Regions from separate parts of the Mus musculus genome. Here region 1 is linked to region 2. The links are chromatin loops, found by intact Hi-C in ENCODE. Cell type or tissue: heart. All regions are shown on one strand. Links, peaks and the distances in the headings refer to the core of each region. The heading gives the core; the rest is flanking DNA.

Region 1 (12,750 bases), core at 4,206-12,205, 260 kb after region 2:
GAACACTTGGGACTTACTTAGATCAGAATTTGCATCTGAATCTTCAAAAATGTGTCTCCAACTTAGGACACTTTCTGGAACATAATTACATCAATGTTAACATTAATAACAACAACAATAATAAAATATTGCCAAAGATGTTAAATCCCATCTTTAACCAAATATCACTATGTAGGGCCAAATGAATACCTAAAAGTAGAAAATATTATTGGAAATGTAATGAAAAATATGGCATTGGAAAGTTGGTTCATCCGTATAGGAATGAATAGAAGCAGACACAGCAGAGACTCAATTGCTTGTTTGCTTGGGGCTAGAAACAGAGGTAAAGGACAATTCGGGAAAGATGGTAGTATCGCTTTATCCTGAGCAGTATGGCTTATCCTGAGCAGGAGAGTCTTGGTGACTACACATTACAGTTGAGAGAGATTAAAGGAAAAGCTGGTTCCAGGTGGGGCTGGAAAACTTCATGCTGATATTTGGGGTACATGAAAACTGAAATCAGCAGTAACATTTACGAAAAAGAGAAAAACAAGACTGGAGCTCCATAGAGACCTAGAAGACAAATAGGTATTTACATGGAAGCCACTCCCAGGGCTTTTCAGAAACAGGCCAGTTGAAAATAGAAATAATAGAACTGAGAATATAGAAATGGCTCAGTGGCTAAAGGCACTCACTGCCAAATCTGACAAAATAGGTTTCATCTCCAGAATACACATGGTAGAAAAAGAGAACACGGCTTCCACAGGTTGTCCCAGGCACACACGCACGCGTGCACACACACACACACACACACACACACACACACACACACACACACACACGCACACACATAAGTAGGTATAAAATAATTTGCACTTGCCTTGCTTGCCTCATTATTCAGTGGCAGAACAAAAGAAGGTTCTTCTTTAAAACTAAAGCATACTGGGGCTTCTTTGGATCCCAGACCACATCACACTGAGTCTCCAGGACCTGAGATCCCTGAGTGTACACAAGTCCCCTGTCTGAGATTGTCAAGGGGCTCACAGTATGGCACTAGATGAGATTGTCAGAATTGAAACCCCGACTTCGCCACTCCCTAGGCCATGACCTTAGGCAGGTGGCTGAAACTCCCTGTGTTTTTATCTGTAAAACAAAATAATCTTCTGAAGATCATACACCCGCCCAAAATACTTCTGTGAAGACCAAATGTATGAAATGCATATAAAACAGAACCTGTGTGGAGAAAAGACGCGGGGGCCGTCCCTGAGGCTTTGTGCTGAGGGCTTATTCTCATTTATGAGCAAGGCTTGCTTCCCCTGAGTGTTCCTTAGTCCCTGGAAAATGTTCTTTGCATTTTTGACAAAGTAGAAAGTAATCCCTGTGACTGTTCGGCCTCAGGAAGGAGTCTGCCTCTCTGGAGTTAGTTTGCAAACACGCCATCCTCACAGGCATGCTGCCACTACTGGAAGTCTGGCCTCTCAGGTGCGCTAAATTCTCACCATTGAAAAGGCCCTGGGAGAATCTCAATGCCATTGTTTTGGAAACTTCCTTTCACCCTGCTTTGAATTTGTGCCGGTTCCAATTTTAAACAATAAAATAGAAGCCCTTAAAAGAGAGTCCCATTCACTATTGAGAAAGAGGAAAAGAGCTGGCTGTCAGTTATCAGTCACTGACTTGGACAAAGTCTGAACTCTTCAACTTCATAAATTCCAGCCAATGCCATGTTGTTGGAAATCATCTGTCTGTCTGTCTGTCTGTCTGGGACTTTTTTTGTTTGTTTATTTTGCTTGCTTAATTTATGAAACCTTTTAACCAGAAGGTTTGTTCAAAATGGACCACCTTCCTGTTTTGTTCATATTGCCAGATGATCTTATGCGAAGGAGCAGTGGAATTTATCTGAATTGCTGCCCCTCCTCCTGAAAAGCTAATGAAGCTCTTGTAACCTCCCAGCAGACAGCAGTCAGCCAGTAAATCTGTAACTGAAAACTGAATGTGTAGCAGGAAACCCTAATAGCGAAACGTGTACGATTAAAGAGCTGAGTAGACACAGACCAGAAAGTAGGTGAGAGCTGCTTACAAGGACAGTCTTGGCCGCTGCCAGGCCTTTGAGGAGTCTCTTAATGAGTGAGCAGACCTTTAATGTATTTTTTTTTTCACTATTCATCCACACACCTTTTGTCTCGGAGTTATTTCTATCACTTCAACAGAGCCATTCTGACGAGCGTTCTCACCCAGGAATCCCCGAAGTCATAGAAAGTTTAGATTATCATATCATACAGTCATATACTGCCAGTCATACACTGGCAGGAGATAACAGGATTGCCTGAGGCAGGTGGGTGTGATAGAAATATACATCTCCCCAGCCCTTTGCTCTCCTGCAGGTGGGCAGAGGAACCCAGAGCTGAGTAAGGTGGGGTATAAAGACTAGGGAAGAAAGTTCTGCCATTGGCTCAGAACCACCCAGGTCCCTATGGAAACTCAGTGTCCTCATCTTGTTCACGCAGTGAATCACAGAGTGGCCTTGAGCGGTGAGTCGAATGCTTCCTACGTGTCTTAACTTTCCCTCCTTGAAAACGGACCCTTTCCATTCAGCGGTCCCTGGTGGGGCATAGACATTTGTCTGGAAGGCCAAATCCTCGTGCTGGTCTCACTACTACCCCTGTTCTCCCACATGACATATTCTCCCAGACGCTGCTTCAGGCGACGATGGGATTCAGGCTACACAATAGAGAAGGAGAACACAGGCTAGACAAAGCCTGTATGCCCATAGAAATTTGCTACTCAAACAGCTAGCTGCCTCTCCCCTCTCTTCAGGCTGGCTGGAGCCAGAGTACAGAGACTGTCTGCAACTCCCCTTGACCCTCCTTGAGCATCTCAAAAGGCAGCGAGAGGGAGTGCTGACAACTTCCTGAGGAACCAACCAGAGGAGTGTGCAATGAAGACTACTGAGCGCTCGTGGGCACCATAGACTCCAAGTGTCCCAGTTCAAGGTGCCCTTTGTAAAACCCTGGAGCCATCCCTAGACCGCCTTTGGATGCTCCTACCCACGTACAAATTTGAAATAATAAAAGTGTGGCAATTATTAAAAGAAAAATCTTTGTTTGTAAAAACTGATGTATTTTTACATCTTATTCGCTGAAAAAAAACGACTTTGTGGCTATATGAATTAAGACAGCAACGAGACAGAAATGGGGGCCTAGAAAGTGAAGCTACTCAGATCTCCTCACTTAGAGTAGCCAGGGTGCTTTTCATGTGAGAGGCCAAATCCCTGAGGAGCAGCTACAAGGCAAAGGCGATGCTGTCAGAACTCGGAGCCGTTTCTAATGCTAGCACACAGACCAGCTCCGATTCCAGTGAACTCAGGCCTTCCCCAACTAAGCTACATCCTCTGCCAATGTAACGCTCTTAATTGGCTCTATTTATTATTCTGGACTCAAACAACACTTCACTCCATAAAAGGGAAGTGTTCCAAGCAGAGGAGTTTTGTTTTATAGACAGAATAAAGCAGAAACAAACTTTGTCTGTTTGTTTGATGGCTAATCTCAGGTTATTTTAGGCTTTTTTTTTTTTTCTGTAAAGGGTTAAACCTTTTCATGCTAACTAAAACTGCCTGTTCAGGAAATTAGTGTGTAATCATTTTAATTTTTGTTTCAGTTTCAGTTTGATGATCTTAGCCCTGGTAACTCCATTTTGATTTTGAGCCTGGCCTGTTGAAGCAGGTGGGGAAAGATCAGTCCAACACAATGAGTCTAAGGAAAATAAGTGGGTTTCACCTAGTGCTCTCCTCAGTACAGTTTAATTCCAGGAGCACTGGAAGCTAAGGAACTCATCAGGCACCTCCGTCAATCACATACATTCAGTAATGAGGGACCCATTCCTTCATTTCAAGATTCCCCCCGCCCCCCGGGGGGGGGGGGCTGGAGAGATGGCTTAGTGGTTAAGAGCACAGTCTGCTCTTCCAGCGGTCCTGAGTTCAAATCCCAGCAACCACATGGCTGGCAGCCATCAGTACATGGGATCCAATGTCTTCTTCAGGTGTGTCTGAATAGAGCAACAGTGTGCTCATACACATAAAATAAATATATTACATTTTTTAAAAAGTTTTTTTTTCTTTTGCTATAACACTAACAGCCCTAGAACAACCTGCCTTTCACCGCAACACCCAAGGCAAGGTTATTAACTCTCCATATTCAAATGGGAATTTCAGGCTATCTGACTCTCTGCTAAGAGCTGGGTGAGATTTCCAGGACAACAATCAGGAAGGAGGAAGGTACTGACTGCCTTAAGGAACCCAGGCAAGAATGAGCTCCAATACTGTCTAGGGCTAGGGTGACAGATGACTTTTAAAAGAAAGGTGATATAACCAGGGAAGCTAAAAAAGGCCTTTAGCCTTAGAAACAAGTGCGTAAAGAAAACAGAATCAGAAATGCTTCTAACCAGAAGAGGACACCTGGCAATGGACCCCTCTTTTTTTTTCCTCTATGTTTTCCTTGTTTCTGGGTCCCCATGATATCTGATTGACTTGTATATATCATTTTGACTACTGAGCACACCTGTGTTTCTCTTTAGAAAGGTGTTATTACCACCACCACCACCACCACCACCACCACCACCACCACCACCCCCCACCCCACCCCCCCCCCCCCCCGCAGACACCACTGAAAATCTCCAAATAAGCTTGTGACAATTAGAGATGATCAAGACCAGCAAAGAGGACAGAATAGAAGTCCCAGCCAGTGTCCTAGGAGCCTGGCCACTACAGAGGACGCCCCTCTGGCTGACAGGTCCATCAGCAGGGTGCAGAGTTGATCTTCAGGCCCGCCTTGCAGAGCTGAAGGACTATAGCAAGGCCACCGGATATATTTTATATGGCTGTCTCATGACCTCCAGGCATCGTGAGAGACTCTCAGTAGTTTTTTAAAGATGGGCAAACTGTGCTGTGTCCAGGAAAAACCAACTTCGGTGGGCTTATTGTTTTCGCTGAGGCCATTACTTTCCCGCCCACATCTTTCATTGCCTCTCCGGTGTTTCTGTGAGACAAAGAAGCCAGCTGAGACTTCCACAAAGGAGAATGCAGGGAAAGGGGGCTGAATACCTTGAGCAAGAATAGCTTGGAAGGAGCCAAAAGTGGAAAAGGAAGTCTAATTCTGGCCTGGTCCGGTGGGGAGAAAAAAGTTTTTTGAGAAATGTAAACAAATCAGGAAATCCTGGCACTCACTTTAGTTCCGGTCTGGGGAGAGAGCCGCTCACTCGGGTCCTTTCCCGAGGAGCAAGCTGCTGTTTGTGAATGAAATCCAGATAAAATTATTCATTGAGCTCTGCCAGCCCCGCAGTTTCCAGCTTTCCTTTAGCCTATGGCATAGCTTAAACCTTAAAATAATAATAATAAAAAAACCATATGCGTGTTATTAACTCTCCATATTCAAATGGAAATTTCAGGCTATCATAAATCTCCTTTCTGATGTAAATTCCTCTCTGCAGAGCTCGCTGCAGGAAAGCCATTGTATCTGAGTAATCTAAACTTGAAAGAGAATTTTTGTTAAACCAGTTATGATAGGGGAAACATGTTTTTCACTGAGTCGAAAGATTAAAGTTGGTTGTAAAAAGGGGTGGGGGCTGAGGGAGAATTATTGGTTGCCCAACTAATGATTAGATACAGAACTTCAAGGAGAAATTAAGAGCACAAAAGAGAGTCACACAGATAAGTGAAAACAGCTCCAAAGATATTAAATACAAGAGTCGAGGTTTAGCTGAGGTTGTAATCTCTCTTCCCATAGTCATCTCTGCTAAGCCATCCTCTCTACCCCATTCGATTTCCCCAGGACAGACTGCTGCAGCACACATCTGCAGGTTGGAATATCTAGTTTCTCTCTCTCTCTCTCTCTCTCTCTCTCTCTCTCTCTCTCTCTCTCTCTCTCTCTCTCGTGTGTGTGTCTTTCTCATGTCTTCTTCCGTATGTCCCTCCCTTTGAGTCTGTCTGTCTCTCTGTGTGTCTTTTTATCTGTCTCTCCCTGTGTGGTGTTTCTATCTCTGTCTCTCTGTCTCTTTGTCTCTCTGACTCTGTCTCCCCTCTCCCCTCTCCCCTCTCCCCTCTCCCCTCTCCCCTCTCCCCTCTCCCCTCTCCTACATCTTGGTAATCACTCTACGGACTTTTTAGCCCAGAAGAATGTAGACACAAGAGGAGAAAAAGAGATATACCCCCTCCTTTAAAAAACAAGACAAAATAAAACACATTGTGACTGGTTTCTTTCAAAGCATGCTTTCTCAGCACTATATACCCTCATCTCAAGCTAACCCCACTAGCTCTCTTGATTTGTTACCCTCAGCCATTCTGCCACCCTTCCTGTCCTTGCAAACCTAGAAACATTTTTAAGGTTTTTCATTTCAAAGACCTCAGCAGGCAGCAGTAAGGACATAGTCACAAGCTAACAGTGTGGGTCTGTGGTATAGTATATGCTTAATCATGCACAAGGCTCTGGATTCCATTTCTACCACCATATACACAGAAAAGAATCCATATCCGTGTATTAAGAGCTATGGGGAAAAAAATTAAAGTATTTCTTCGCACAGCCTGACCAGGAGAGGTTTACAGATGAGAAACAAGTTTCTCTTGGGAAGGGTGGACTAGAGATCTTGAAAAGGCCTCTATTTGACTCTCCTCCAGGCATCCGACCTCAGCCCTAGTACTGGTGTGTTTGCACAGAAACCTCCAGAAAGGACCTCAGCTCTCAAGACAAAAGCTTTCTCGATGAACTTTGAAGAACATGGTTCATAAATACAAGAAAGAAAAAAAAAAATCCCTCTGCATCACTGTGAAGAACTGACTCTGTTCCAAAATGAATTTATGATGAAAAGAAATATTTAAATTGAAATTAAAATATTAACATCAGGGCAAGGCCTGACTCATACAGCTATACCACAAACACTCTGAATACTTTCACATATCCCTGAAGTTAATGTATTCATATTTAGATTTGCAATATTGTGCTTTAGAATAATTTTAGTACAAAAATACCAAACTAGTCTCTTATAGCTTTGAATCTAGTCTAGTCACACACACACACACACACACAAGCAGTGTCACCCTGATCTCTTATTTAATGCTCAACATTCAAGGTACACAATTTAATGTTCATTGTGGATTGTCCATAGATTTATGATGGCTGTAGAGATGTTCATAAAATCTGAGCTATGCAAGGCTTTCGGCATCTGTCTCATTTTTATCAGAACCATAAAAATCATCACCCTCTTGTTCCTAGTCAGTCTTTCCTGCTAGATAATATAAACCAGAGAAAAATAACGTTGTATCTGAGTGTCTACTTTAAGTAGACTCTGTTGCAGAGGTGTGTGTGTGTGTGTGTGTGTGTGTGTGTGTGTGTGTGTGTGTCTGTCTGTCTGTCTGTCTGTCTGTCTGTCTGTCTGTGTATACAGAATAGTGATGGTATGTCTGGAAATGGAGAGAGAAGAATATTGAATTAAACTACATATGTTTGAGGATTAAACAGGCTCTGTACGAAGCTCTTCCTAGTACCAACTGTCTTATGAACCAGAACGATGCTGCTGTGGGGCACCACTCGTTTTAGCCATGCGCTGACCTGTCCTACGCAGGAGCACAGTCTCTCAAGTGTACACAGAGAGGGGAAGCAGGTGCTTCGACTCCCCAGCATCTGGTTTAAATGACCACAATGCTGAGAGCACCTGCAGCCAGCATTTCAGCCAAGTCTGGCCTCCCATTGTATTCAACTGTTCTTTCTGCCTTAAGCAAAAAAGGCATTGTTTATCTGATTTGCCAAAGGATCTCCGGGGAGGTGGAGAAAGACCGGACAAACAAAGCTAAAACTGAGCGCCAGTGGACCGCACGGGAGGATCTTGATTATTTGTGACTATCCACGGGGATCTTTCATCCTGACTAAACAGAGAGAGAGAGAGGAGGGGGCCCCACGGGGACATAGAGAGACAGACAGAGACAGAGAGAAAATATCAGCTGCATTTGGTGCTGCGGGTTTAAGAGCAGAGCAGAGAATAATCTTACTGAGAAGGTGGAGCTGTAGTTTGTGTGCTAAATGTTCAGTCTATGCACTTTCCACGTTCCTAGTTTAGAGCAACTACGCACTGAGAGAGCTGACTGCCTCTAAACGATGTCAAAAGCAGTAGTAACCTTGGTTCAGACTTTTCAAATCAAGGTATGAAGAGCAAATAAAACTGACCCACGGAGGGGGGGGCAGTTAGAGGGGGGGACAAAAACCAAAACCCAAAACAAACCTGTGGTCGATGTGTTAGAACCAAAATAAAATGACCAGTCGTATTTTCAAGAACACGGAAAATAAAGTCTTCCTGCGTAGTGTTTGCTTAGTAAATAATTCTGTGGAGCCCCTTTATTTCCTTTTTTCTTTTCTTTTCTTTGTGTAGAGCCCCAACTAGTGGGAGATTGGAAAACTGCACCTGAAGAGAGGCCATTTAAATGGAGGTGACCATTGGACTTCCGGCCAGCATATGAGCACTTTAGGACAAGGCTGATTTTCAGGTGTGAGACTGCAGACAGGTGCTAAGAGGGGAGGGTTGTGAAACTGCCTTCTTCTTAACTTTCTGCATGCTAAAGGGCAACCTGGCGCCGAGGAAAGCAAACACACTCTCTGGCATGTGAAATGACTCAGTGCACTCTAGCTACAGCTAATTCGAGAAAGGAAAATAAATTCTGAGTTCAGAACTTATATGCCTCAAAGATCTTTTTTAAAAGAAAGGGGACAACATCCTGTAACCGAAAAGAAAAAAGAAAAAACTGCACAGGCTGGAGGAAAAAGAGCCGGTTTCACATGTTAAATGAGAATTCAGTTAGAAATATTTTTACCCAGTTGGTAGTTTTTACTGAGAAGAGATAAGAATGTGCTGTGTTGTGATAAGAGGAGCTAGCTGTAGGTAGACCAGCAGGCCGGAGGCCATCATGCAGGAGAGATCAGAACTTCAATGAAGAATGAGACAGAAACGCCTAGAAAAGTGGGGTGTACTGTTCTGAACTCAGAATTTATTTTCCTTTCTTAAATTAGCATAGACAGAGTGTGCTGACTCATTTCACTTGCTAGAGAGTGTGTTTGTTTTCTAAGGGGACTGAATCTCAGGAGCTGCTGGGATTTTAAGTTTGTTTCTTTGTTTCTTCTTCCATCCTTTCAAAAACTCTCATTCTGCTCAATTGTTTTTAAAATAATGTTTCCTTTGACAAAAAGTGGCAATAAAATGCAGACAGCCTGGAAAGGCTATTAAAGAAATAATCCACGATGAGTTCATTAATTAAAGTATAAGAATGTGCATCAGGGGTTGTCATGCAGGCTTCAGGGTGTTTGTGGAACTCCCTAACAAGAAAGATCTATAGTGTGTGTGTGTGTGTGTGTGTGTGTGTGTGTTTCTGAATTCTCAAAGAATCCCATAAAAAACAAACAAACAAACAAACAAATCCAACTACACAGGAATCTGCACATAGACAAAAACCAACCACATTGTCATAGATGTGCCTCAGAGTGGTCTGACTTCAGAGACTGCATAGAAAAGCCCCACAGAGTCATCAAGCCATGTCTAGGGCATCTCACAGAGCAGATGCTAACCTCCAGAGTCACAGGCTTCCCTGTGCATTGTGCACTAGAATAAAGGTGTGGTGGGTGTCCTGCTTATACCTTGAGGGCATATGGGTGCACACAGTCCTCATCAGCTGCAGGGATGAACAACTCGCTCTCACCACTTCCCTCCATGTGAATGTACAAAAGGCCACTTATGCTCAAAATTTGAACATAGTAGTAATTATTTTTTTTTATCCCCACAGATTAGCCAGTAAAATTCAGAATTTAACCACAACAACAGAAATACCTTTAACTTTTAGGAGTCAAACACCTACTCAGTATACACAGTTGTTACAAAATATCAATTCAAGGGAGTTTTCTCTGCCACTTAAAGTTTATGGTGATTATTAAATAAACAGACCTTTGCTTCATTTGAAAAGGGATTTGTTTAAATACTACTTATTTGAAGATCATTAAGTCTCTGGAGTTCAAGGATATCGAGGGTGGTGACTGCCTCCCGGAGCTATCTAACTTCTTTTATGATGTCAGCTTTCCCAGAGATTTTATTTAACAAATGACTTCACTGTGGAGAAAAGCTGTCATATTAATCTATCTGTCCTAGCCTTCACCTTCCAGCCTCACTGTGATCATGTAAGAGAAGTCTGAGGGGTAAAGAGAGAACCCACACTACCCATTAGCAGTCCCCTGTCAGGTGGCACGTGATCCTGTGTCAGCACACTCGGCTCCTCAGCTGCGGACTCCCTGGTCTTTCCTTCTCAGACAGACACCACCATGATTGAAGTTTACAAAAGGCAAGCTGTACAGGGCATCTGACACTCTGCAAAGCTTGCCACCTTTTCTGTTTTCTGTTTATCTTTCCCTTTGCCAGAGTCTGTAAGAAGCTTTCATGGCTGAGAAAGTAAGTCTTTGAGTCATAAGAACAAGGTGAAGGTATTTAGAGGGAAAAAAAGCTTGCCAGGTTTAAAAAAAAAAAAACCTGTATTCCCTTACTAAGACAATTTTAAAACCTCAAATATTACAACCACAAACTGTTCGTGCAGATGAAAATGAAAGTAGGCCACTTAAAGAGAGTTTTGTCTAAACTAAAGCAAATGCATTGCGTCATTATTTTAAGCATTGGGATTAACAGGCTACCAAACGGTTTCTTTGAAATTAAGAAGGCAGCATTTTAAATATTACATCTGAACGTGTTGTGTCTCCTCTAAGGGACACGCAGAACCTGAGTGGCTGATGTCTCTATGCCCTCTCCCCAGCCCCTGAGGACCACACTGCCCTTCCTGCCTGCGCCTACTTGGCTCTGGGCCAGCAGCTTTCAGGGCCCCTTCATTAGGAGCTCCTGGCAATGTGGTTCAAATGTGAAATTTCCATCTCCCCTCCACAGGCAGCTAGGCAAGGGCAAAGCAGTTGGGACATGCTTGACACATGAATTTGAAAAGGGAAGAGGAGAAGGAGGAAGAGGAGGTAAGCCTTCAAAACTATATCTATCAAAGTGAAAGTCAGGAAAAATTAGGCCATCCACCTGACTGGGGCTGCCAAAGAGTTAGGTGAAAGTGCCTTTCAAGGACGTCCTACATAAAATTCAGTATGCTAGTTAACAGGACAGCCAGGTGCCCCAAGCTGTCTGAGGAACACAAGCACATTGAAAATAAAGACACTCACTAATAACCCCCATACTTTAATGTTTTAGGATTCTCTTTGATTTCCTATGGAACCTGGTTAGCCCAGAGAGGACTAGAATACATGTGGTAGTGGTGGTGGTGGTGGTGGTGGTGGTGGTGGTGGTGGTGGTGGGTGTGTCAAGTTGAAAGTTGTGTGTGTGTGTGTGTGTGTGTGTGTGTGTGTGTCTAGGGGGATGTTTATAAACTGAATTTCCATTAGTTGATAGTCACATTTTGAGCCCACTATAGGTTGAGACATGCAGGGAGAAATAATAATGTCCGCTCATGAACGTGCTTTGGAGGCAAGCCATACCACCACTGAAGTAAGCCCTCAGCTGAACTTGACTGAGCAGGTCCACACCTCGTTAAGTAACACCAGTTGCCATTGTAGTCAGTGATGTCAGTCAAATACCAGAAGCAGCGGGCTAATTTTGGATGCTTCCCTGCCTTCTCGGAAGCACAGAGACACGTGTGTGCTGTGCACATGTGCACAGGTGGCTCTCAGTTAGCTGCTAGTCTGTGTCCTCCCCACACTGATAGCCCACAACTAATTTCTACTTGATTTTGGAAAGATTTCAAATTACTCTGCATTTTGGTATGCACTGTCCCGAATCTCATTTCACTATCTCACTACAGTGTTGAAACAGGAGTGCTAAGCGATAATAAATGATAACGACCACAGAGGAACCTGCTGGCTGAAAGTAACAATGAAAATTTACAAAATAGAAGATCCAGACAAAGATAGGAAGACTATGTAAGCATGTTTTTTTTCCTTCTTCACTCTTAATTAATTCTTTCCTTCTGACAGTTCAACCTTACACATATTTCCAAATAACTTTCCACCATGATTTTACTCAATGATTTCCACAATGATAAAATGAATTGAGTACAATATTAATGTGTTCCTGACAAAGATACACTCTGGGAGTACTATGATGTTTTATAATTGATAATTTATTCTTATTAATTAGAATCAGGCTGGCAATAGATCTTTTTAAAATTGACTTTCCACATATTCTAGGTCTTGTTAAGATTAGTTTATATATAATTATAAACATAATTAAATTTGAGGTTAAATGGTTTTCTAAGACAAGTATAGTCAGATCAAACACTAAAAAAGGAAACTATACTAATTAATAGCATTTTTCATATATTTAAAAATGTAGTCTATATCCTATTAAAATTAATGAGATTATTTTTCACCTTCTTGCTTGCAATCTGTACCTGATAAAGAAAGACAAACAAGGCCTGGACAAGCCCCCCCCCCCCCCAGGACTGGTCTTGATTTTCAGCTACAGGTCTTTTTATCAATAAGCGATTTAATAAATTACCTCAAGCAGAACCAAGGAAACAGAGGTGTGGTTCATGTTAGACGTGCAGGGTAACCATATGCACTCAGCTTTAGCAGTTCTGTGCCACAGCCACAGCCACTAGAGATGGCAGTCATGCAGCCAACCCTGGTGGCAGATGCCTAGAAGCCCAGCCACTGCGGGGTGGGGTGGGGGAGCGCCTCAGGAAGATCTCAAGCTCAAGGACACTCTGGG
Region 2 (16,326 bases), core at 3,369-11,368:
CAGAGAGTAGTCTGTACAGGTGAGAGTGCGGACTACATCTGTTTCGGGCCTTCATCTTCAGCCAGGAGGTAGGTCCGAGCACCAGATATCTGTGCACTTTCCCTGCAAGAGAAGAGCTTGCCTGCAGAGAGTACTCTGACCACTGAAACTCAGGAGAGAGCTAGTCTCCCAGGTCTGCTGACAGAGGCTAACAGAATCACGGGAGGAACAAGCTTCAACCAGAGACAACGATAACAACAAACTCCAGAGATTACTAGATGGGAAAAGGCAAACTTAAGAATCTTACTAACAAAAACCAAGACCACTCACCATCATCAGAACCCAACACTCCCACCTCAGCCAGTCCTGGATACCCCAATCCACCCGTAAAGATAGACTCAGATTTAAAAGCATATCTCATGATGATGGTAGAGGACATCAAGAAGGACTTTAATAACATACTTAAAGAAATACAGGAGAACACTGCTAAACAGGTAGAAGACCTTATAGAAAAACAGGAAAACACAACCAAACAGGTGATGGAATTGAACAAAACCATACAAGACCTAAAAAGGGAAGTAGAAACAATAAAGAAAACCCAAAGTGAGACAACGCAGGAGATAGAAACCCTAGGAAAGAAATCTGGAACTATAGATGCGAGCATCAGCAACAGAATACAAGAGATGGAAGAGAGAATCTCAGGTGCAGAAGATTCCATAGAGAACATGGGCACAACAATCAAAGAAAATGTAAAATGCAAAAAGATTCTAAGTCAAAACATCCAGGAAATCCAGGACACAATGAGAAGACCAAACCTACAGATAATAAGAGTAGATGAGAATGAAGATTTTCAACTTAAAGGGCCAGCAAATACCTTCAACAAAATTATAGAAGAAAACTTCCCAAACCTAAAGAAAGAGATGCCCATGAACATACAAGAAGCCTACAGAACTCCAAATAGACTGGACCAGAAAAGAAATTCCTCCTGACACATAATAATCAGAACAACAAATGTACCAAATAAAGATAGAATATTAAAAGCAGTTAGGGGAAAAGGTCAAGTAACATATAAAGGCAGGCCTATTAGAATTACACCAGACTTCTCACCAGAGACTATGAAAGCCAGAAGATCCTGGACAGATGTTATGCAGACCCTAAGAGAACACAAATGCCCGCCCAGGCTACTATACCCAGCCAAACTTTCAATTACCATAGATGGAGAAACCAAAGTATTCCACGACAAAACCAAATTCACACAATATCTTTCCACGAATACAGCCCTTCAAAGGATAATAACAGGGGGAAAAAAAACCAATACAAGGACGTAAACTACGCCCTAGAAAAAGAAAGAAAGCAATCCTTTAACAAACCTAAAAGAAGACAGCCACAAGAACAGAATGCCAACTCTAACAACAAAAATAATAGGAAGCAACAATTACTTTTCCTTAATATCAATGTACTCACTTCTCTAATAAAAAGACATAGACTAACAGACTGGCTACACAAACAGGACCCAACATTTTACTGCTTACAGGAAACTCATCTCAGGGGAAAAGACAGACACTACCTCAGAGTAAAAGGCTGGAAAACAATTTTCAAAGCAAACGGTCTGAAGAAACAAGCTGGAGTAGCCATTCTAATGTAGAATAAAATCAACTTCCAACCCAAATTTATCAAAAAAGACAAGGAGGGGCATTTCATACTCATCAAAGGTAAAATCTTCCAAGAGGAACTCTCAATTCTGAATATCTATGCTCCAAATGCAAGGGCCACCACATTCATTAAAGAAACTTTAGTAAAGCTCAAAGTACACATTGCACCTCACATAATAATAGTGGGAGACTTCAACACCCAACTTTCATCAATGGACAGATCGTGGAAACAGAAACTAAACAGAGACACAGTGAAACTAAGAGAAGTTATGAAACAAATGATTTAACAGATACCTACAGAACATTTTATCCTAAAACAAAAGGATATACCTTCTTCTCAGCACCTCATGGTTGGTACCTTCTCCAAAACTGACCATATAATTGGTCACAAAACAGGCCTCAACAGATACAAAAATATTGAAGTTGTCCCATGCATCCTATCAGATCACCATGGACTAAGGCTGATCTTCAGTAACAACATAAATAATAGAAAGCCAACATTGACATGGAAACTAAACAACACTCTTCTCAATGATACCTTGATCGAGGAAGAAATAAAGAAATTAAAGACTTTTTAGTGTTTAATGAAAATGAAGCCACAACATACCCAAACTTATGTGACACAACGAAAGCATTTCTATGAGGGAAACTCATAGCTCTGAGTGCCTCAAAAAAGAAACTAGAGAGAGCACACACTAGCAGCTTGACAACACACCTAAAAGCTCTAGAACAAAAGGAAGCAAATTCACCCAAGAGGAGTAGACAGCAGGAAATAATCAAACTCAGGGGCAAAATCAACCAAGTGGAAACAAGAAGAACTATTCAAAGAATCAACCAAAGGAGGAGCTGGTTCTTTGAGAAAATCAACAAGATAGATAAACCCTTAGCCAGACTCACTAGAGGGCACAGGGACAGCATTCTAATTAACAAAATCAGAAATGAAAAGGGAGACATAACAACAGATCCTGAAGAAATCCAAAATACCATCAGATCCTTCTACAAAAGGCTATACTCAACAAAACTGGAAAACCTGGATGAAATGGACAAATTTCTAGACAGATACCAGGTACCAAAGTTAAATCAGGATCAGATTAATGACCTAAACAGTCCTATCTCCCCTAAAGAAATACAAGCAGTCATTAATAGGCTCCCAACCAAAAAAAGCCCAGGACCAGATGGGTTTAGTGCAGAGTTCTATCAGACCTTCAAAGAAGATCTAATTCCAGTTCTTCTCAAACTATTCCACAAAATAGAAACAGAAGGTTCTCTACCCAATTCATTCTATGAAGCCACAATTACTCTGATACCTAAACCACATAAAGACCCAACAAAGATAGAGAACTTCAGACCAATTTCCCTTATAGATATCGATGCAAAAATGCTCAATAAAATTCTCACTAGCCGAATCCAAGAACACATCAAAACAATCATCCATCCTGACCAAGTAGGTTTCATTCCAGGGATGCAGGGATGTTTTAATATACAGAAATCCATCAATGTAATCCACTATATAAACAAACTCAAAGACAAAAACCACATGATCATCTCGTTAAATGCTGAGAGAGCATTTGACAAAATCCAACACCCATTTATGATAAAAGTCTTGGAAAGATCAGGAATTCAAGACCCATACCTAAACATTATGAAAGCAATCTACAGCAAACCAGTAGCCAACCTCAAAGTAAATGGTGAGAAGCTGGAAGCAATCCCACTAAAATCAGGGACCAGACAAAGCTGCCCATTCTCTCCCTACCTATTCAATATAGTACTTGAAGTCCTAGCCAGAGCAATTCGACAACAAAACGAGATCAAGGGGATAGAAGTTGGAAAGGAAGAAGTCAAAGTATCACTATTTGCAGATTATATGATAGTATATATAAGTGACTCTAAAAATTCCACCAGAGAACTCCTAAACCTGATAAACAGCTTCAGTGAAGTAGCTAGATATAAAATTAACTCAAACAAGTCAATGGCCTTTCTCTACACAAAGGATAAACAGGCTGAGAAAGAAATTAGGGAAACAACACCCTTCATAATAGTCACAAATAATATAAAATACCTTGGTGTGACTCTTAACTAAGGAAATATAAGATCTGTATGTTAAGAACTTCAAGTCTCTGAAGAAAGAAATCAAAGAAGATCTCAGAAGATGGAAAGATCTCCTATGCTCATGGATTGGCAGGATCAATATAGTAAAAATGGCTATCTTGCCAAAAGCAATCTACAGATTCAATGCAGTCCCCATCAAAATTCCAACTCAATTCTTCAACGAATTAGAAAGTACAATTTGCAAATTCATCTTGAATAACAAAACACCTAGGATAGCAAAAACTATTCTCAATGATAAAAGAACCTCTGGTGGAATCACCATCCCTGACCTAAAGCTGTACTACAGAGCAATTGTGATAAAAACTGCATGGTATTGGTATAGCGACAGACAAGTAGACCAATGGAATAGAATTGAAGACCCAGAAATGAACCCACACACCTATGGTCACTTGATCTTCAAGGGAGCTAAAACCATCCAGTGGTAAAAAGACAACATTTCAACAAATGGTGCTGGCACAACTGGCAGTTATCATGTAGAAGAATGCAAATTAATCCATTCTTATCTCCTTGTACTGCATCAAATCTAAGTGGATCAAGGAACTCCACTTAAAACCAGAGACAGTGAAACATATAGAGGAGAAAGTGTGCAAAAGCCTCAAAGATATGGATGGGCACAGGGAAAAATTCCTGAAAAGAACAGCAATGGCTTGTGCTGTAAGATAGAGAATTGACAAATGGGACCTCATAAAATTGCAAAGCTTCTGTAAGGCAAAAGACACTGTCAGTAAGACAAAAAGGCCACCAACAGATTGGGAAAGGATCTTTACCTATCCTAAATCAGATAGGGGACTAATATACAATATATATAAAGAACTCAAGAAGGTGGACTCCAGAAAATCAAATAACCCCATTAAAAATGGGGCTCAGAGCTAAACAAAGAATTCTCACCTGAGGAATACCGAATGGCTGAGAAGCACCTGAAAAAATGTTCAGTCTCCTTTATCATAAGGGAAATGCAAATCAAAACAACCCTGAGATTCTACCTCACACCAGTCACAGTGGCTAAGATAAAAAATTCAGGTGACAGCAGATGCTGGCGAGGATGTGGAGAAAGAGGAACACTCCTCCATTTTTGGTGGGATTGCAATCTTGTACAACCACTCTGGAAATCAGCCTGGTGGTTCCTCAGAAAATTGGACATAGTACTACTGGAGGATCCCACAATACCTCTCCTGGGCATAAATCCAGAAGATGTCCACCTGGTAAGAAGGACGCATGCTCCACTATGTTCATAGCAGCCTTATTTATAATAGCCAGAAGCTGGAAAGAACCCAGATGCCCCTCAACAGAGGAATGGATACAGAAAATGTGGTACATTTACACAATGGAGTACTACTCAGCTATTAAAAAGAATGAATTTATGAAATTCCTAGGCAAATGGATGGACCTGGAGGGTATCATCCTGAGTGAGGTAACCCAATCACAAAAGAACTCACATGATATGTACTCACTGATAAGTGGATATTAGTCCAGAAACTTAGAGAACCCAAGATACAAGATATAATTTGCAAAACACATGAAACTCAAGAAAAACGAAGACTAAAGTGTAGACACTTTGCCCCTTCTTAGAATTGGGAACCAAACACTCATGGAAGTTACAGAGACAAAGTTTGGAGCTGATACTAAAGTATGGACCATCTAGAGACTGCCATACCCTGGGATCCATCCTATAATCAGCCTCCAAACGCTGACACCATTGCATACACCAGCAAGATTTTGCTGAAAGGACCCTGATATAGCTGTCTCTTGTGAGGCTATGCTAGTACCTGGAAAACACAGAAGTGGATGCTCATAGTCAGCTGTTGGATGGAACACAGGGCCCCCAGTGGAGGAGCTAGAGAAAGTACCCAAAGAGCTAAAGGGGTCTTCAACCCTATAGGTGGAACAACAATATGAACTACCCTGTACCCCTGGAGCTCATGTCTCTAGCTGCATATGTATCAGAAGATGGCCTAGTCGGCCATCATTGGGAAGAGAGGCCCCTTGGTCTTGCAAACTTTATATGCCTCAGTACAAGGGAACACCAGGGCCAAGAAATGGGAGTGGGTGGGTAGAGGAGTGTGTGGGTGGGGGAGAGGTCTGGGGGACTTTTGGGATAGCATTTTAAATGTAAATGAAGAAACTACCTAATTTTTTTTTTTTTTAAAGAAGCTATAGTTCTCAGACCAAATCAGGCCAATCTCTTGTTTATGTGTGGCCTGTGAGTAAAGAATGGTTTTTGTAGTTGACATTGTTTTTTTAAAAAAATCAAAGAAATAATACTTCACGACGAGTGAAAATTATATGAAATTCAAATGTCACTGTTGGTAGTGAAGTTCTTTGGAGGCCAAGTCACACCCAATTGTTTACCCATTGTCCCAGCAGCTTTTGTGCTACAATTGCCTGCTCAGCTGCTGGAATGAAGCCAGAGGTGATTGCACTGCTGTCCTGCAGCCAGCAAGGTCAGGGACATGAATGCCACACACAAGAATCACCTTCTGAGTATGAAGACATTTTCAAAGAAATACATTTAAATTCTTACTGTGGACCAACTTTTGCAGACAAACATTTGCAGTCAATTTTGGTTATGGAAAGCATCAAGTTTAAGCCCCAATGAAGGGAAACCTCATGCTTTCTCCCCAAGAATTGTTACTTTCTTTTTCATTCATAGACCTCAGCACTCAAATATTATTTTGAATTAAATATTTTACAAAACTGTGTTCTATAACAGGGTTTTATACTTGAGGTGAATTTTAGAACTTGTTAATTGGTATGCTTCCATGTATATAAATAAATGTGTATATATGTATATGTACATGTGTGTCATATGTGTGTATGCTGTATTTATGTCTGTGTCTACATATTTGTGTGTGCATGTGTCTCTGTACATGTATATGTATGTCTATGTGCATGCTCAGCACATTTCTACTACTTGAAGTGGTTTTTATAGTAACTTTATGATATGGTCCAAACAATTAGTATTAACCTTTTTATGTAGCAATTTCAAGGGTGATGGAAGTTGACAGATGTCCCCTTATTGGGTAGCTCCCTCAGGTTTGGAAATGTTCATTGTGTCACCATAACCATTGCTTAGAGGTGAAACATAACACACTTTAAAAACAGCAGTGATTCTGGTGCAGTATCTTGTCTCAGAGGAAGAAGTTGTTGGGTCCGTCACTCTTGTTTCCAAGGAATGCAGGTCTGGAACGACTAAGAGGCCTATAGTGCTGATGAACTCCAGGGTTTGACATGAGTGAACCTGAGTGTTCATATGACCCAGTGTTAGGGATGAGTCGTGTTCATCCAAAGGATGCCAACATCCTGACAGTTAGGTGCTTTACATGTAGTCTTACTGGTTTTCTCTGTAGCCTAAGCTGATCTTGAATTCGTGATCTTCCTGCCTTAGCTTCCTGAGTCCAGAGATCAGACACATCTGTGCTCCCATGCCTGGATTTGACAATAATGTCTTGACAGAGGTAATCAATGGACAGTTAGGTTACTGGAGCATTCTGTCATCTAGTATGACATGTATTCTTATTAAAAAAAAAGGGAAAAATTGGAGAGAGGAATGCAGGACATATGGTGTGAAGGCACAGGAACATGGCATCTAAAAGCAAGAGATACCTGTGGCCATGGAACCTAGAACCAGCCCTCCTGACATACTTACCATGAACTTCTCAGCTTCAGATCTATAAATGAGTAACTCAGTGTAGGTCTGATAGCTAAGCCACACAGCCCAAAGCCTCTTTGACACTGTGGACATGCTCTGGGGACAGTATATGACAGGAGGTTGAAAGGGAGGATCTGAAAAATTCTTTCCCTGGGCTGGGCAACCATGACGCAGCAAGCAAGAATGGCCAGGCAATGGCCCGGCGGTGGTGGCGCACACCTTTATTCCCAGCACTCAGGAGACAGAGGCAGGTGGATTTCTAAGTCGAGGCCAGCCTGGTCTACAAAGAGAGTTCCAGGACAGCCAGGGCTATACAGAGAAACCCTGTCTCAAAAAACAAAACAAAACAAAACAAAAAGAATGGCCAGGCAAGCAGGGGCAGTTTCAAATAGGACCGCTTTGTGACACCAGATGACAGCTCAGGGCTGGCAAGTGCTTCTGACATTACGGTTAATTTACCTGGTGCTGTTTAAGAGGCAGCTGGCTGATTACCTGAACAAGCTAAATTTAAAAATAAACAACAACTACAACAACAACAATGCTTGCTTTCAGCACATATCTGTTTTGGGTAATACATCTCCACAGTGGAATTTATAGGTGAGAAATTATCCACATACAGGTTTTGATTCTATGTGTGTATAGCCAATGAAGGCAGTAACAAAGAAAATACCCACATCTGGATTCTGAGCCAGCTCAGTCTTATCTCAGTACACTGTGAGCTAGCTAGTGGATTTCAGATGACTTATGCAAGTCCCAAAGGTGATCTTTGTCAAATCAACTTTATTAGATTTTTCTAAAAATTACAATATTAGTTACAGAAATGCATTCCATTGGGAGAGGTTTAAGCTCCCACAATCCATACCATTTATTCACCAATTTAGTTCACATTTCTAGAACTAAATGTGATTTCTCCCGAGCACTTGTTGGTGTTGGCAAGCAATATGTGAGGCTCTTGGTGATGTCTGTATCCTCAGACCTGAGTTTCTTTCAGCGTTACACAAGAAGATGCTTCCTGGTAGATCTGTTAGAGATATGAAGGAGTAAGCTTTCCATCTTTCTCCTGCTCTGTCCTTTCAGCCAGGGAGGCTGTCTATTGCCCAGCTGGAAGGAAATTTAAAATGCCCAAAGCCATTTCAATTAGCCACAAATGCGTTTTCAGATGTTTTTCTTGGATCCAAATATCATGGGAAGTCTACTTGTTTGAAACCCCTAAAATGGCAGGATGTACTAACAACATGTTTGAAACCAAAAGTTAGCCACAGGTAGCCAGACTCCCTTGCTTGCTGTACAGGACCCTCTGTCTCTGGGAGACCATGCTACTCTGTCCATGTCATCTCAAGTATCTGCTCTTTCTTTTAGCTAAGTTGAAACAGTGACCCACCTGGGACTAGATAATGACCTGATAAACTTGTCATTGACAGATGTTTCCCTCTCAGTCTCTCCTGCCCCTGTGATTTGCTAAAGTAAGACCAAGGAAAAAGAGTGGAGATTGGGAGTGGGAGGCACATATGGAAGAATCAGATAGAAATTTCAAGACACCATTGGTGCATGATGCAGAGGGAATAGCTTATGTGGGTTGCAAAGCAACCAACTTCAATTACTGAGAAGCAATAACACACAGGGTCCCCGCCCTCCATCCAGCAGAGTCTTCGCACTGGCCTTCACGGTGCTCAGTGGCATCTAAAGCTCCCCCCAGCCTAGGCTGCTATTTCTCACCTGGGATGGAGTGTGCACGCGGGGGGCGGGGGTGGCATAGAGAGAGAATAAGAATGAATATCGTGGGCAGGGGAAGCAATAAGTAATAGAGCAACAAGCAGAGCGGTGTGTTCAAGTTTCTCTCCCATAAATTAATAATAATGAAAGTTCATGAACCAGACCATCTGTCTGACCCTGGACTAGGCACTTGACATGAATTATTTTGTTTAGTTGTGAGTCATTGAGAGTTTATGAGGAAACTGGCGTTTAGAGAATGTATTGAGTCTCCAGAAACATAGAAGCAATAGGATTTAGTCATAGGATTTAACCCTCCCCTTCTCTGTCCTTTCTCCTCCCCACTCAATTCCTCATCCCTCTCTCTACCTCTCTTCTTCTCTTCCTATCTCTCTTCTCTCTTCTTTCTCCCCTCTTTTCACTCTCTAAGTGATTGACACATAACTGGGAGCTGGCAAACATGAAATCTACAGGCCTGGCCCCTGCTGTGTTAGCCTTAAGATCTAGATGTGAGTTCATGTTGAGGCTAGAGTCCTAAAGGTAGCCTGGAGGCAGTCTTTTGCTCTTAGGGCTTTCCTTCAACTGATTGATGAGACCTACCGCATGAGAGAGGGTGATGCGTTTCATTCAAGACTGTTAACTTAAAGTGTTGGTTATATCAATATATAAAAAATAATCCCTTTACAGAATATCAAGACTGGTGGGGTTTTTTTGTTATTGTTGGGTTTTGTTTGTTTGTTTGTTTGTTTGTTTTAGCAAATATCTTTGTCCTGTAGCTTAGCTACATTGACATAGTAAATTTACTGTCACAGAGAATCAAAAGCCACATCACTCAGAGACAAGATCTGCACTTTGATGGCCCTACATCATGCTGGTTGCCAAGGCTGTGTGCAAATGGGCCAGCCTTCCAGCTCGTAGGTGCTCAGGAGCGAAATGCTCAGTTTCTCCTTTGCCTGCCTCCCAAGAGAGCCATTGAGTCTCAGATAGTAAATGCACATTAAATATCTTAGTAGGATGCCAGTTAATGGCAGTAACTTTAACATTTAGACAATTTTTCACTCTTAACTTTGTTTAAAACAATACCTTTGTCCTGTCTGTGGGTCCATACCTTTCATGAAGTTTATACTTAGAAAATGATAGGGCAGGGATTAGTTTCTTGTGGATCTTTAGCGTTTGACACTAGCTTGTTGTCGCAGGACAGATTTATTAGATCATTTCCTAAATGGATTCCTTGGTCAACACATGAGGTGGTACCCACAGGAGTGATTCCTGACAGTGTTTACTATGGGTGGTGATACCCAGATTAAGGAACAAGTGGGGACTTTTAGAAAAAGGTGACTTCTGGCTGGTTCATGCAGGTATGAGCTGCTAGTCTGGGCGGGTAGAGGTACAAGTGGGAAGTAGATGGCTCAGTGGGAATGATAGGCCTTGAGGACACTTGCTTTCTGTTTGGGGAGCAAATCATATGTATGTACGTAAATACGTACATACATACATACGTACGTACGTACAGGGCAAGGGGAACAAGCATCTGCATGATTAAATGTTTTATTGGCCAGTCCTTCAGTTGTAATGCAGAGCCACGGAAGGAGAGAGAGAGAGAGAGAGAGAGAGAGAGAGAGAGAGAGAGAGAGAGAGAGAGAGAGAGAAGTAGATTTTGGGCAGGATGCTCAGTTTTCTCCATTTTTCTGAAGGACATCTAGAATGTTCTTTGCTCAAGTAAAGCACCTGAATGATCGCTATTGTAAGCTGCCTTAGAGCGAGAGCTGCATTCTGTGACCTTCATCTTATTCCCCAGTCCTCAAAGCACTGTCTCTGATACAGGGGTAGCTCCTTGGTAAGCTGAAAATAATTTATCCCCTGCCCCTTGGTCACTCTAGAAAACAAGTCTGACTCATATTAGATTCTGAAGCTTCCTTATTGAAGATACTTCAATGTTTTGTTCTTGTCTTGTACGAGGTATTAAGCAGAGAATGTAAAACATGTCCTACAAGCCCTTTCCTTCTGGGCTGATGGCCAGCCAGTCATTCTGGTTGCACCACGTGATTTGTTGACGACTGTTGTCCCTTCTGGTTGGCCGGATCTGCACCTGTCTAAATTGCTGAATGTTCAGAACTTTACCATTCTTCTATGACCTGGTTCTTAGCTGCCTCTCCAACTCATCTCTGGCTCACCACCTCTGTAATCATACTGTGACTTTCTCTGTTCCTTTGCTTCTGTTATGCTTCATGAAATCTTGGACCATGCTCATTCTTATGTCTCTACCTGGGAGTCTTCCCAGTGTCTCCCCACTTGGAATTTCATTTTCTCTTTCTTCCTCTGCTAATTCTCTGTTGTAACCTCACATCCACCGGTGGCTTGCTTGACTTCAGACCTCCAGATGCATTTATATATCCCTCTCATATACTCACAGGCATGTCAGAGCTTCCTTTTAAGCTTTACTCACCACTTTGGTAAAATAATTATTTGTGTGATGGTTTATGACAGACTGCATGACGACAAGAAACTTACAGCACTACTGCTTGCTTCTCAGAAGAATCCTGATAAATATTTCGTAGAGCAAGGGCATAAGGAAAAGTATGGACCAAGGCAATGAGAATAATCAGAATTTTTCCTCTCCAACTATTCAGACTCTATAAAAAAAACTCTTGTTGAATAACATCTATGATTCAAATGTTTGCCTACTAATTTTCACTATCTTTAAAACAAGGTTCTGAGATTCCTTGGTGTTATTGCAGGTAGACAGATTTATTTGAGTCCAAATTGGTGCCCTCTCCTCTCCTTTATTCCTTACCCCCACCGCCCAGCATCATGCTTGACTCTTCGTTTGTTTGTTTGTTTGTTTGTTTGTTTGTTTGTTTTTGTCAGTCTCTTGACCACAGCTCTGGTCTCTGGAATCCTGGCCACACAATAGTTAAGCTTTTTTCATGTACACCAATTCCCTAAGATCTAACTTTGAAACAGCAATGAAAGTTAAAGCTGCTGCATTTCCTTTAGATTTTATAGCCTGATTTGCTTTAGATCCTAGGAGTTGATCATGTGCTAATTTGTCTGACTGTTTTGTTTGCCTAGATCAATTAAACTTTCCTGTATTTTTTTTTTGAAGTGAAAATATTTTCCCACATGAAAGAGTCATTTGGGGTGGTGTAACAAAACAGAGTTGGCCATGCACATCCTGAACGCTGTTGCCAAAATTTGGTTTTAATTAGCTTTATGACCCATCAAATAGCCATTTCCATGAATGAACCCTTTGCCATATATCCCTACCAGTTCATTCAACATTAATAGGAAAACCTCTGTATTAAAACTTACAACATACCTCTGCAGTCTCAACCAAAATGCCCCAAGCCAAACAGCACATAGTGTATTTGTTTTTCAGAAGGGAAAGCATATTTTTCTTTTACAGAATGTTGATGTGCAGTAGATGTTAAATACTGTATTCATTTTCTAAGGCTCTTCTTAAATTGAAATGATTTATTAAGGCAAATTATTCTGAGCAGATTTTTGTGTAGCTATATAGGCATAAAGGATGATGGTGAACCAGAAAAAAAAAAAAAAACCAAAACGATCTTTTTCAGAGTATGACAAAGAATTTAATATTTAAAAAAGTAAGAAGATAGAAGTATCAATGGTGTAATTTGGCTGAGGTTAAAGTTGACAGTAGATGGGCAGGGACCACAGACTGTTAAGGAGACTGCAGCACCTTCTCATGAGGATTCTAGGCTAGACCTTACTTCCATCCTCTGATCCCACTTTCCTAGAGAGCACGGCAGCCCCAGTCCAGGGGTTCCATTCTGTGGCTAATCATTAGACTCCTACTGTTTTCCATCTCCGTGTGTGAGGACAGGAAACCCAGAAAGCATGGCTAGGGAAGAGCAGTTAATTTTTAACTCAGGGTTCATCTTAATGGAGTCTGGAGACCTGGTGGACTCTTTAATTGTTACCAGAATTTTTCCATCCAGATGGGCTTCACATGACAAATATCTGCGAACCAGCACAATTTCAGTCACTGCTGAGGCGCAGCATGGAGAAGCTCTCTACGCATGTCTGAGTCCATTTGGAAAGGAAGGAGCCTTTTTACGGCCTCTGTCCACGGCGCCTCTTCAGGTGGGGTTTCTATCCTGCCTGAAAAATTCTACACTCAAGAAGTAGCAAAAGTCTCATTTCCGCTGGTGTAAAAGTTTGTCTCCATAATGAGCATGTCCCCGGGCCTTGGCGTCACATCTGACCGAGGAGGGTTAGGCATTTAGTGGACAAGAACAGTTGTCACAAGATCACAGCCCAGCCTCTCAAGCACAGGTTTTCCCAGGAGAACAGTCTTCTTACCTGCTTTGTCATCAGTAAAAGTTTGGCCTCCACAGTTTCCCATGTTCACAAAGAGGTGAGGCTGAGGAGAACTGAGGTGCTGACACATGTGGGGTTCAGGGTCTCTTGAGGTGAACCTTGGGGTTGTGGGAGGGTGCCCCTTCATGCCTTTTACATTTTGTAAGGGTTGCTTGGTATTACACCGCTATGTATTTCCCTTCAAAAAGTTCATCTACAAATCAGATATTTGTTCTCTATGCATTAAGCTCCTTCCTGGGGCAGTAACCAGAAAATGAAAGAAGATATTAGAAACCATTATTCAGGCAAATGGAGAGCATGGAAAAACTCTGGACACAGTAAGTGTGTGGGGACGGAGAGGACCACAGATGGAGTCTGGAGGTCCGGACTCCCATTCCCAAGACCTCCTCACACTGCCCCCTTGGTTTGAACTCCACAGGGATTATCTGGCCATTTCCATTTGCTACATAATGACTCTTGCTCTTGATAAAGTAACCAAGAAGGATGGAAAGAGGCTCCTGTGAGGGAACCTGAAGGGAGCAGGACCTCCCGTGGCATGTGTTTCGGGATCTGAAAAGAGGAAATTCATACACAAAGAACAATTGGGGAACAAATGAAAAAGTCTATTTCTCTGGATGACTTAAGAGCACGAATGAGATTACTTGTGTGTCTTGAGTCAAAGGTGAACAGTTAGCAGGAGGGATAGGAAATAGAATGCTTTAGCTTCCAGATTTTGATTTGAAGTAAAAAACCAGATACTTGGTGCTCAAGTACTGATTACATTGAAGCCACTTAATTTGGGGCAGGTTTTTTTTTTTTTTTAAATCCCTGGATTCTCTAATTCCCTACAGAGTTTTATTTTTAAAGCCTTTGTACAAGACAGAATGACCAGAGAAGAGCTAGGGTTTGTTTTTTTTTTTTTTTCCTTAAAGGGGTTTGAAGTTTGTTTGCTTAACAAAGTGTTTGCAGTCATAATTAGGTTGCATATTAAAGTTCAAAACCAACTCATGTTGGAAGTGACTGAAAATTGTTACCATCTGATGGCTTTGTGGGCAGAACTCTCACAAACGACACTGCACGCACCGAGGCATAAAGGCCGGTTTCTGGGTATGGCCCCAGGAGGCTTGCAGAGTCTGGGCAACGCTCAGACTGCAGATTTCCCAGGGTGGCATCATGGGTCTTAAATCTAACTGTCACAACATAATGGCTTTGTTCTGATGCAGCCATGCCTAGGGGATTTGGCTTGCTTTTTCATACTTTCATCTCGTGTCTTATCTATCGGTGGAAACACAGAGGTCACAACAGTTGTAATTTCTGAGGAAGTTCTTTAACACTCACAATGGAAAATCCTTCTCAATGCCAGGCTTCCTGAGAGAGAGCAAGGGAGAGAGAGAGAGAGAGAGAGAGAGAGAGAGAGAGGGAGGAAGAGAGAGAGAGAGAGAGAGAGGGAGGATGAGTCAGCTATGCCTCTGTTGCGTTGAAAGGCAAAACTGTGTTTAATTTTAACAGTGCCCTACTTCCATCTCAGCCAGCATATGAAGCTGATTTGGGAATAGAAAGAAGAGTTTTATATGGTACTTTTCAAACATCTTGCCCCCAGCAAGAACCCAAGTGTTTCTGAGAGAGAAATCTTGCTATCTGCCACACCTCCATCTTTTATTTCTTCATAGAAGGACTGGACAGTCCAAGTTGTCTCTTCTGATGGTGAGCATTCCACAAGAACAAAAGCCTACTAAGTGCATGCTGGGATGCAGGAGTTGGTACAGATGACCAGGGTGCTTGGAACTACCACACACGTGATACTGGAGGGATTCTTATGTTCAACTAAAGCTCTTGGACCCAGGTTTATATGCAGTAGGAGGAAGACTGCATTTCTTCCTTTCTTTAAGGAGCTTCCATATGAAATTCACAACTGAACTTGGACCAGGTTTAAGGATGAATTTTGATTGTGAACTCATTCATTTCCTGAGCATTAGTCTGTCCCTCTTAACTCTTCTAGGACATACATACATGCCAACACATCCATGCTGCTTAATAACATAAGAAGTAGAATCTGAGTAGGAAAACAGTCCAGGATAATGACGAAAGAAGCCACCGAGGATTTGGTTTTGTGATCCAAAGCAGGCAATAATTACAAGACAAAATAGAAAGAATTACAAAATATTAGACTGACTTTATAATGGGCAGTGTGTGTGTGTGTGTGTGTGTGTGTGTGTGGTGTGGGAATCACAGCACACTTTTGAAGGTCAGAGGATCACCTGAGAGTGTTGGTTCTCTCCTGCTACCATATGGGCCCCAGGGTTTAAACTCAGGTCATCGGACTTGGTGACTAGCACCTTTACCCACTGAACATCTCACTAGCATTAAAAAGATTTTAAAAACTTTTCTGAAAGTTACTTTTTGGATACCTATTTAAATGTACATCACAAGCAAATATTTTACTGACCACTTTATAAATGAGTGTTGTCCTGTTCCCTTCAGAGCCTATGATAACATTTGGAGAAAAGCATTAAGTAGACAATGTCCATTCCATCACTGTGCACAGAGCCCCCCTCCACAGTGAAGATAGCAGATGTATCATTTTAGCCAGAAAACCGAACTAATCTGGACCAATGCTGTTACAGTACAGGCTCGTTTATAGAGTGACCCTATTACCCATGAGCATTTGCAAGCCATCAGGATCTACTAGGATATAGTAGCATAGCCAAGGAGAACACTCAGCCCAGTATCTACAGTGAGGCAATATCCTTACTCCACTGAAGGTTTGAATGACAAGTGGAACTGTCTATATGCTAAAGCAAAATTTATGACCCTGTTTAACATGTTTGAGACTTAAATTTTTATTTCTTTCTGATCTGTGGCTCCATGACCCTTATTTATAAAATGTGTATTCTACATAATCAA

Evidence for each region. A loop is a pair of places that touch in the nucleus more often than their neighbours do. Peaks named below come from ENCODE experiments on the same cell type or tissue, not always from the same donor. Only the 100,000 strongest peaks of a DNase experiment are listed, where the experiment ranks them.
Region 1: it touches region 2 in a loop (2.2-fold over the local background); 4 of 42 quality-filtered maps call a loop at or near these places.

The regions. Positions count from the first base shown.
Region 1 is chr10:44,992,604-45,005,353 of GRCm38, forward strand. No RefSeq gene overlaps it. Among named protein-coding and RNA genes, the nearest start is that of Gm40639, 25 kb to the right of the region's middle. In heart, for the core only: a CTCF peak has its summit at 8,407; DNase peaks (open chromatin) are centred at 5,188 and 7,658; H3K4me3 peaks cover 1,865 bases; H3K27ac peaks cover 1,789 bases.
Region 2 is chr10:44,738,278-44,754,603 of GRCm38, forward strand. 4930431F10Rik (RIKEN cDNA 4930431F10 gene) reads right to left here and starts at 623. Exons shown (of 2, transcript NR_166081.1): 1 at 1-623. It also overlaps the pseudogene Gm18250. In heart, for the core only: no CTCF peak of the experiment used is centred there; no DNase peak of the experiment used is centred there; H3K27me3 peaks cover 466 bases.